Regions from separate parts of the Homo sapiens genome. Here region 2 is linked to region 1. Evidence: chromatin loops called from intact Hi-C (ENCODE). Cell type or tissue: OCI-LY7. All regions are shown on one strand. Each heading gives the region's core, and the rest is flanking DNA. Links, peaks and the distances in the headings are about the cores only.

Region 1 (5,386 bases), core at 210-5,209:
GAAGGACCAGCCTGCAAGGGCAGGCCTGTGTCTCCTTGTCCGCTTCTTGCTCTATGAACTCTTGTTCTTGTGTGGGAATCAGGATAGTCAGGACCTTCCCTGTTAGGAAGAAGCTCTTTGGCTCCCCTGTGGCCTTCAGCCTAAGCCACATGCTAGGTTTCAAATTAACCAGAGACACTTTTCACAGGGCAAGTGGGGTAGTATTGTTGTAATTGGAAGCTTGCTGAGATGTTAATAAATATGGTTAGTATTCTTCACTTGGCTGCTGATCTTTGCAGATACAATTTTTTCAGAAGGGAGCATGAGTCTTAGGATTTAGACCCCAATTTCTCTACCTTGACTATTTATTAGAATTCTCCTAAAGTGGTTGAATATTTACTAAAAATCACTTTGTGGCCCTTAGATCCTGTGCAATTCTGTCCTCTGCACTCTGAGTAAAATCCATACTCTGCATTATAAAAAGTCTCAGGTATTTTCTACCACTTTAGCTTTAGTCTGGCAAAGACCAAAGGCAGGGATGGTCCATTTCCACTTAGAACTTCACCTGTAGCTGGATGCATTATTCCTAAATGATTTGTGGAAATTTGGGTTTTAGTCTGTGATGAGACTGTAAGAACCTAGTTCATTGCAAAGGCTTCATTTAGATGTTCACCATCTTTGCCAACTTGGAAATGAGGTCTACCCCACCACTGGGAAGTTTCCAGAACATGAAGATCTTAGAGGTGATCTTGTCAACATCCCACCCAACTCAGCCAATAAGCACATATTGAAATTGTGACCAAAAATTTGCCCATTTACACAAGAGGAAGAGAACCTATTTTCCCCAAACTAACATTCCATAGTTTCTTATTACTTACCCCAAGAGACTCCCACAATCTTTAGAATCAAAATGGTGCTTCCTTCTAGGGTAGATCTTTTGTTTTAGTTCTCTCTCTCTTTTATCTAACAGTTTCTCTCCAGTTGATAGGCCTTCATTTATTTGACAGTCAGTGATTAAGCCATTCTTTGTCTTTCTTTTCTCTAGAAAAGATACAGATTCTGTTCATCCTAAGTATGTACAGGGCCTTTAAAAATCACTCTTGTGGGCCGGGCGCAGTGGCTCACACCTGTAATCCCAGCACTTTGGGAGGCCAAGGTGGGTGGATCACCTGAAGTCAGGAGTTCGAGACCAGCCTGGCCAACATGGTGAAACCCTGTCTCTACTAAAAATGCAAAAAATTAGCTGGGTGTGGTGGTGCACCCCTGTAATCCCAACTGCTCAGGAGGTGGAGACAGGAGAATCGCTTGAACCCAGGAGGCGGAGGTTGCAGTGAGCCGAGATTGCACCATTGCAGTCCAGCCTGGGCGACAGAGTGAGACTTTGTCAAAAAAAAAAAAAAAAAAAAGCACTCTTGTGTATTCCTTTTCCCTAAGAGAGCCATATCTAAACTAGTCCAGATCTAAAACAATGCCAACATTTTCTGGGGGTAACTCACCAGGAATGAACACTTCTCAGTGCTAAAAAGCCTTTTCTATTTTCTTGCTCTAGGTAAAGCTCTTTTCCTCTTCTACTCTGGAAACAGGGAGTAACTGAGCATTGTTCTCTGTAAAAATAACCCTTCATATATTATATATATTCTTTTTTCAAAGTGGCTAAATTACCCTCAAAGTATTGCTTTCTATAAAAGCCCCACAGTATATCCAGCTAAAAGAGGAAGGTTAAATAGAATGTGTGAGCATAGTGATTATTTTAACAATTAGAAATTATTCTGATTTATAAATGCCCTTTCCTTATATATGGTTGCAAATGGTCCTTTTTTCCTTCATCTTCCTGTCTTAGCTTCCCCACCATCAAAACCATCATCCCAAAACCTAACTATTCTGCCTAGAGTGTTGATTATCAAGTTAAATTGTTGGTTTTTCCATATAACCTATCTCTCATCCTCCTACTGACTTCACTACAGTGGGTTGTTTGTTTTCCTGAAGACTGGGCCTTGTGCACCTTCGTGTACTTAAGCCATGCAAAGGGAAGAGAACCTACTCCATATATAGTCACTGGTTGGAAACACAAATGAACAGATGAATGAATCAGAAACACCTGCATACAACCTCTAGATTAGTCAAAAATGCCTAAATAACACCACTGGATTGTGTTCAACCCAACCAGATAATAACTATTTTAACAGCTACCAGTGTTAAGCTCCCCAACCAGGCTTGTTGCTTTACCTATGATATGTCCTTCAGCTTACAACCCCCCTGTGAGGTAAGGGGTTAAGGGAGAGGATTAGCAGAGGTTGAAAGACTGACTGTAATGTCCCCATCCTTTAGTGTCACCCTGATCTTGCCCTCCTCCCTGCCTCCCTGTCTTTAATCATTGAGGTCCTGCAGTCCATGAAGATTTCTGTAGTCCTCATGGGCAGCATTCAATCCGCCAACACTGAGGAAATCAGCCAGCTGGCCTTGCACGAAATCCTTCCTCTCCCATCTCTTTGTCCTGGGCCACAGGAGTGTGTAGTCTGGTTCCCATGTGCCACCTGCTGGTCTCCTGAGTCACTGCTTCCGAAGTGCCTGAGTAGTGCCGAGTAGTGGCTGAAGAAAGGGAAGGAGCGGCCTTTTCACAGCATGTGCACGAAGTGACCCAGATGCCTAGACTGGGGTGTGAATTAGTTCATTCTGACTGCACGTCAGCAGTGGAGACTAGGAACCTGAGGCACTGGGGAAAGAGGTCTCTGCCCAAAGCCATAATCTGTGTTTAGGAATTCTTAGTCAAAGCATTCTTTAGGCATGCAATCTGCCGAACATCCAAAAACAAATGTTTAAAACAGAAAACAAAAGTCTCTGTGCTCATATCATAATAAATACGTGTACAAGATGAATGGGTCAGATAAAACAAGAAAGGGTTATTCGGGTATTTGGTAAACCTATGGCAGTCTCTCTGGAATAAAATAAAGAGAGGAGGGAGGCAGGAAGAGAAGGAAGGAAGGAGAGAAAAATATACACCTTCACCAGAAAAATATTGCTTAATGTACATGTAATTATTCCTAAAAACTCTCCAGCTGAAAATGTTCAGGATTTCTTTTTTTTACTTGAACTAGCCTTTTGGAAATTTATACAAAATAATAAAAATCATTGATTACAAGCTTATTAAAAATTAGATGCAGTCACAGAGATATAAGGTGGGTGCTTATAGAGATAGCAGTATTGATTCGCTAGCAACAGCTCTTCGCTCATAGCTATGATCCAATGAGCTTCTCTGGTGGTTTCCCAAGGGTGAATTATGGCCTCAGTCAGTTGGGTTTCTGGGCAAACATTTACATGAATGATTCTGTACAGAGGCTCTCATGTCTCCTCCCATATATTCTTCATCTAGATCACTAAATAACACTTCTGAATTTCCAGAGACATGTACCTTTGCCTTCTGCTTTAAGAGGTCTTTATTTCAGCTGGGTGTGGTGGTTCATGTCTGTAATCCCAGCACTTTGGGAGGCTGAGGCGGGCGGATCACGAGGTCAGGAGATCGAGACAATCCTGGCCAACGTGGTGAAACCCTGTCTCTACTAAAAATACAAAAATTAGCTGGGCGTGGTGGCACATGCCTATAATCCCAGCTACTTGGGAGGCTGAGGCAGGAGAATCGCTTGAACCAGGAAGTCAGAGGTTGCAGTGAGCCCAGATCGTGCCACTGCACTCCAGCCTGGTGACAGAGCGAGACTCTGTCTCAAAAAAAAAAAAGTCTTTATTTCTCACACACGTTACCTTTGTGTAAAATAGTTTCCCTCCTAAATATCTTCCCCTGCTCTGTTTTCTTCAGCCTGAGGCTCAAAAATTTTTACACGGAAGCCATGTCAATGAATGATTACAGAATTCTTTTCATTTCTTCCTCAAAGGCCAGAAGAATACTGAGGAAGACAATCCCTCCCCATCGTCCTTTTGCCTGAGCTTCTGCTTAAATGCAGGTCTGAGCAAAGTTGAAAACCATGGGCCCTCAGGCAGAGACCTCATAAGCGCTGTATTTAAGGATCTGAACAGGAAATAAAGATTTTGACTTTTTTCTTGGCATTGTGCTTGGCCCTCTGGTTTCTCCTAAGGGCAAGCCCATTTCCTCTGTATCTCGGAGTCTGTTTTGTTTTGTTTTTTATATTATTTTTATTATTTTTTGGGACAGAGTCTTGCTCTATTTCCCAGGCTGGAGTGCAGTGGTGCGATCTCAGCTCACTGCAACCTCCGCCTCCTGGGTTCAAGGGGTTCTCATGCCTCAGCCTCCCAAGTAGCTGGAATTACAGGCTTGCACCACCATGCCCAGCTAATTTTTGTATTTTTAGTAGAGACGGGGTTTCACCATGTTCACCAGGCTGGTCTCGAACTCCTGACCTCAGATGAGCCACCCGCCTCAGCCTTCCAAAGTGCTGGGATTACAGGCCACTGCACCCAACCGGATTATCTGTTTTTAAAATGGGGCCAGAAATTTTGGAATCAGAATGTTAATAATATTATACAATGATGGTTAATATGCACTGAGTGATGACTATGTGCTAGACACTGTGCTAAACATTAACAATGGGTTGTCTCATTTAATGCTCATAAAACCCTATGAGATAGGTAAGAACTCTTATTATCCCCATGTTATGAGTAAGCATAGGTGAACTACAGTGGATTAAAGTACCTTGCTTATCGTCTCTTTAACATGAAATTCCTTCAACATAAGTAAACACCTATTATGTGCTAGCCAATAAACTGGATGCTGGAGCTCAGGACTAAACACAAACATAATCCTCACTTTTGAGGTTTGCATAGGCTCTAAGGAGCCCATGAAGGTAAACTTACAGGACCAGGAAAGCTTTGCAGAGGTTTCAAAGAAGTGTACTTCCAGTGGAATGGGGGCTCCTGGAAGGGAGTGGAAAATCTCTGGGGGTAGGGAGTAGGGGGTTTCAGGGAAGTTCTTAAGATAAGTAGTGCCTTAGGGGAATCTTCAGCAGAAGGAAGAAATGAAGTTCAGACTCCTGGTGATCAGAAGGCCTTCAAGATTTTCCATTTTCAGAGGACTCTGAGACCCTGGGTTGGGAGTCCTGACCTGCCAGAGTGCACATATTCCTATTAATGGTAGGATAAGGCCAATGAGAGGGTCCCCACCATGTGGCCTCGAACCTCCCATTCATCCCCCAAAGTCCAGAAGGAGCAGTCAGGAAAAGGAACCAGCTAGCCTTATACTTGTGAAAAAGAAGTGATTAACAAGTAGCCCTCTATGATTTCTATGTAAACTCAGATCGCAAAAGGCATTTAAATACTTAATGAAAGGATTTCCTCTACCTAGTTTTAGTCCTGCTTATTGATTGAATTCCCTTCTAATGACTGGGCTTTTCTATGTTTGAGCTAAGTTGTCTCTGGGAAGGGAGGTCATCTGAGCGCC
Region 2 (5,386 bases), core at 293-5,292, 210 kb before region 1:
AGTACGAAGACATCAAAGGTGACATGGCATCCAAATTAGGGTACTTCCCACAGAAATTCCCTTTAACTTCCTTTAGGGGAAGTCCCTTCCAAGAGAAGATGACTGCGGGAGACAACCCCCAGCTAGTCCCAGCAGACCAGGTGAACATTACAGAATTTTACAACAAGTCTCTCTCGTCCTTCAAGGAGAATGAGGAGAACATCCAGTGTGGGGAGAACTTCATGGACATAGAGTGTTTCATGGTCCTGAACCCCAGCCAGCAGCTGGCCATTGCAGTCCTGTCCCTCACGCTGGGCACCTTCACGGTCCTGGAGAACCTCCTGGTGCTGTGCGTCATCCTCCACTCCCGCAGCCTCCGCTGCAGGCCTTCCTACCACTTCATCGGCAGCCTGGCGGTGGCAGACCTCCTGGGGAGTGTCATTTTTGTCTACAGCTTCATTGACTTCCACGTGTTCCACCGCAAAGATAGCCGCAACGTGTTTCTGTTCAAACTGGGTGGGGTCACGGCCTCCTTCACTGCCTCCGTGGGCAGCCTGTTCCTCACAGCCATCGACAGGTACATATCCATTCACAGGCCCCTGGCCTATAAGAGGATTGTCACCAGGCCCAAGGCCGTGGTGGCGTTTTGCCTGATGTGGACCATAGCCATTGTGATCGCCGTGCTGCCTCTCCTGGGCTGGAACTGCGAGAAACTGCAATCTGTTTGCTCAGACATTTTCCCACACATTGATGAAACCTACCTGATGTTCTGGATCGGGGTCACCAGCGTACTGCTTCTGTTCATCGTGTATGCGTACATGTATATTCTCTGGAAGGCTCACAGCCACGCCGTCCGCATGATTCAGCGTGGCACCCAGAAGAGCATCATCATCCACACGTCTGAGGATGGGAAGGTACAGGTGACCCGGCCAGACCAAGCCCGCATGGACATTAGGTTAGCCAAGACCCTGGTCCTGATCCTGGTGGTGTTGATCATCTGCTGGGGCCCTCTGCTTGCAATCATGGTGTATGATGTCTTTGGGAAGATGAACAAGCTCATTAAGACGGTGTTTGCATTCTGCAGTATGCTCTGCCTGCTGAACTCCACCGTGAACCCCATCATCTATGCTCTGAGGAGTAAGGACCTGCGACACGCTTTCCGGAGCATGTTTCCCTCTTGTGAAGGCACTGCGCAGCCTCTGGATAACAGCATGGGGGACTCGGACTGCCTGCACAAACACGCAAACAATGCAGCCAGTGTTCACAGGGCCGCAGAAAGCTGCATCAAGAGCACGGTCAAGATTGCCAAGGTAACCATGTCTGTGTCCACAGACACGTCTGCCGAGGCTCTGTGAGCCTGATGCCTCCCTGGCAGCACAGGAAAAGAATTTTTTTTTTTAAGCTCAAAATCTAGAAGAGTCTATTGTCTCCTTGGTTATATTTTTTTAACTTTACCATGCTCAATGAAAAGGTGATTGTCACCATGATCACTTATCAGTTTGCTAATGTTTCCATAGTTTAGGTACTCAAACTCCATTCTCCAGGGGTTTACAGTGAAGAAAGCCTGTTGTTTAAGTGACTGAACGATCCTTCAAAGTCTCAATGAAATAGGAGGGAAACCTTTGGCTACACAATTGGAAGTCTAAGAACCCATGGAAAAATGCCATCAAATGAATAATGCCTTTGTAACCACAACTTTCACTATAATGTGAAATGTAACTGTCCGTAGTATCAGAGATGTCCATTTTTACAAGTTATAGTACTAGAGATATTTTGTAAAATGTATTATGTCCTGTGAGATGTGTATCAGTGTTTATGTGCTATTAATATTTGTTTAGTTCAGCAAAACTGAAAGGTAGACTTTTATGAGAACAATGGACAAGCAGTGGATACGTGTCAATGTGTGCACTTTTTTTCTATATTATTGCCCATGATATAACTTTAGAAATAAACCTTAATATTTCTTCAAATATCTCTATTTAATTTTGACACTGAAATAACCGTAAAGGTTTATTTTTCTGTTACCTCAACAAGAAGAATTTGAAGACTTCAAAATATTGAGCAGAATTCATTCATACTTAAAAATTTATTAGCCCTGCATTTTCATAGGAAGACACATTATCTTCTGGACTATAGCTGTTCTAATGGATTATAATCAGAATGGAAGAGAGAAAGCATATTGACTTTTTTTGAGCGACATCTCTGACTTTCTTTAGTCTTTAGCTATTACTGGATCTCTTAAGACAGCATGTGTTAATCTTAATGTATATCGTTATCACTGTGCAGTTGCTGTTTACTTGAATAGTATTGTGTTCCTATATTCCAGGTTTAAGTAGATTTCATGCCTGGGTGGCCAAACAACAGTCTTCATTTTTTTTAATTGAAAAGAAGTAGTGTCTGGATCAGTAAAATTATACTGTGTGTGAGTGTGAATATAAATGTGTGTATGTGTGTTTCTGTCCTGTAACTGTTACAGTAATGTCATAAAGTGAGAAAACTGTGACCAAGTATAAACTTTTACCACTTGCTGCACTCTTGCACATGGATTCAGTTTCTAAAATTGAGTTCTTCCTGTAATCTTGTTGATAAAAATACTGACTCCAACCATTCAAAAATTTCACCCCATCCCTCCTTAAGAGATTGGATCAAGTATTACTAAATTGACCTTTAGGTATTACACAAGACCAGTGCTTAGCAAAAAATAATGACAGGCATCCAAGGAAGGGATGTATTTGTAGTGTTATTGCCAGGAAAGGAGAGTACTTTGGTTTCTGAGCACCGAATATTGAGCAATATGTCAGTCACTAAAAGGAAGACAGTTCTACAGAAAAACAATGGTAACATTTTTCAATAGCGTGTGTAGATAGTATGCACTATATACATCACGTTAAAGTAGGACTATCACACCCAGCCCATGTGGCTAAAAAAGCTGAATCAGACAGTGGATGAGACACACAACGGCAGTGAAGAACCGATACACTTGGCATTGACGTCTAGCTATGCTGTATCTGTGCTTTGCCCACATGCCCTTGGTGACAGCTGAGCACCCAGCTCTGTCTTGGTAGGTTTGGGCTAAGGAACAAATCTCTCCTTTGCTCGTGGTTAGCAAGATACACTCAAGCATGAAGATAAACACAGCTGCTTTCTTCTTACACCCCGGTCTCATGCTCCTTAATGGCGCCATGGGTGCTTGTTGGGCCTTTTTCCAGTAAGGAATGATATTGCTGAAGAATCTACTTAACCCTGACAAATTTTAATTATAATCTCTTCTTATACAGATAAAACATGACTCCTACAAGGCCCCAAGGTTTACATAGTCTGAAGTGAAGTACAGAGCTGGCATCTATCTGGTGATTTCTAGCTCTCGAGATACCCAAGCAGCCTGATGGGGCAGTTCCCCTTCTTACGGTTCACGCTCTAAGGCAGGATGTGGCTTATGAGATACTTTGCATTGTCTGTCTGCACACCTTGAATCTGCCTGCTGGCTCCCTTACTTTACCTCTCTGTCATGTGCAGATGAAGGCTCAGGGTGCTAGAGGATTAGTAAGATCTCTTTCTAAAGACAGGAGAGATTATTTACAAGAAGAACTCACCAGGGTTTAGTTTGCATTTAAGAATTGCCAGTCTTTTGTCCTGCATCATCTTGAACATTAATCCACATGTTTCAGAGCTCACCAGGCAGTACCAATGCTCTTTTCACAGCTATGAAGAGCTAGAGAAATTCTTGTTATGGTAGAAAAATTTCACGATTCATTTTTGAAACTGCATTTGTGCGTATGCAGTGTAGATTTTATAGTGTGTTGTGCTTTCAAGATCTAAATCATATATAATAAATTAAGGGACAATGGGGCTGACAGCACTAAACTTGGTGCTTATTGATATTCTAAGAAATATCTGTGAAATATCATCACGTATGTTATACAACCTTCATTTAAAAAGGTTTAAAACTAGTTAGATTCACTTTGACACTTTTCATATCATTTCTTAACCCAAGTGACGAAAACATTGTCCCCAATGAATATACTCATTAGAATTACCATTTGTTAATATCACTCATTAATTAACCCCATAATTAGATCCATTAATTTAAATGATTTAAATTTAAGTAAGTTTTATAAGGTCTGACATCAGAGGTATCTTACTTTCCTCTGAGGATGATGTACTTGCCCTGACCATGCATTTTACCATCACACATGTTCAGAAAGGGCCAAATTCCCAACCTGCTCATTTTTTTTTTATCAGAGTCATGATGAATCAGTCCTAGAATGTTTCATTTGCACAAGTAGGGCTGCCTCCAAGAGGAACCTCTGATTTATTTTGTATGAAATATATGTGAAAGGATATGAATCTGAGAGATGCTGTAGACATCTGTCCTACACTTGAGATGATTTCCAAGCCTCTCTGGCACTTTGAGTTAAGTCTATCTGGTATTAAATGCCAAGGACCTTTTGCTGCCTAAATCCACTCTGCAGGAAATAGGCCCAACCACCAGATGAGAATTAGGCCCTGGATGAGTAGCGCTATAGTTACTGTCCTGTTGATTAATTTCTGCCATTTCATGTCCATAAAAGAGACCACCCATATCATGCACACAATTAGATTTCTCACACTCTAACTGTATATTTGTATGATATTTTAAAATCTCCTAAATGCTGGGCAATGGCTATTAACAATTAATTGTCTTGCACTGGCCTTCTGATGAAATGTTAACAATGCCTATTGTAATATAGAAAAAAACATTCTATCTACTGATTTGGGCTGAATGTATGTAAATAGGTTTCTAAAAAGTCAGATGTTTGAGCAGTGGCCTACAAATCAGTAATTTTCGGATGGGAGAGTTTCTTTACATTGCCGTGGCATCTTAAAAGCTATCTTCATGTAAATTGACTGTACTAGGCCTACTGGGGATCAGAGTTCCCAAGAAAGGAAACCTTTTCTTGTATCTGGATTCAAATTTATTTCCAATGTTTCAAGCGGGAAACATGACTCTTTATTGTCTGTAAATCTAACATTATTACTTTTCCTCTTAGAAGAATATTGTATTGTTAGATGTTTGTTGAGCTGGTAACATCGTTGCAACCACTGCAATATCTTCGTTAGTAATCTGTATAATACTTTGTATACAAGTACTGGTAAGATTGTTATTAAATGTAGCTTCAGTCATTAAATTACTATAGCAAAGTAGTACTTCTTCTGTAATATTTACAATGTATTAAGCCCACAGTATATTTTATTTCAATGTAATTAAACTGTTAACTTATTCAAAGAGAAAACATCTCATCATGTCTATTGTCCAAAGTTACCTGGAATCAAATAAAAATTCTAGATTACCATGAAGAACATAAAATGCCTTTGAACTCTGCCTTATTTCACAGTCTGATGGCAAAATACTAAGGATTTAATTTCT

The links. Hi-C counts contacts between places; a loop is a spot of excess contacts. Peaks named below come from ENCODE experiments on the same cell type or tissue, not always from the same donor. Only the 100,000 strongest peaks of a DNase experiment are listed, where the experiment ranks them.
Region 2: a loop joins it to region 1, with 5 times the contacts of the local background. A loop is called at or near these places in 2 of 110 quality-filtered maps.

Annotation. Positions count from the first base shown.
Region 1 is chr6:87,927,115-87,932,500 of GRCh38, reverse strand. It overlaps LOC105377882 (a long non-coding RNA gene), which reads right to left and starts at 1,060. Exons shown (of 3, transcript XR_001744246.1): 1 at 858-1,060. In OCI-LY7, for the core only: CTCF peaks have their summits at 2,319 and 2,520 (motif pointing left); DNase peaks (open chromatin) are centred at 2,530 and 3,246; H3K4me3 peaks cover 1,145 bases; H3K27ac peaks cover 4,634 bases.
Region 2 is chr6:88,139,804-88,145,189 of GRCh38, reverse strand. CNR1 (cannabinoid receptor 1) reads left to right here. Exons shown (of 2, transcript NM_016083.6): 2 at 1-5,326. The coding sequence ends at 1,334. Among named protein-coding and RNA genes, the nearest start is that of CNR1, 24 kb to the left of the region's middle. RefSeq lists a silencer at 3,363-3,522. In OCI-LY7, for the core only: no CTCF peak of the experiment used is centred there; DNase peaks (open chromatin) are centred at 3,059 and 3,409; H3K4me3 peaks cover 3,512 bases; H3K27ac peaks cover 4,149 bases.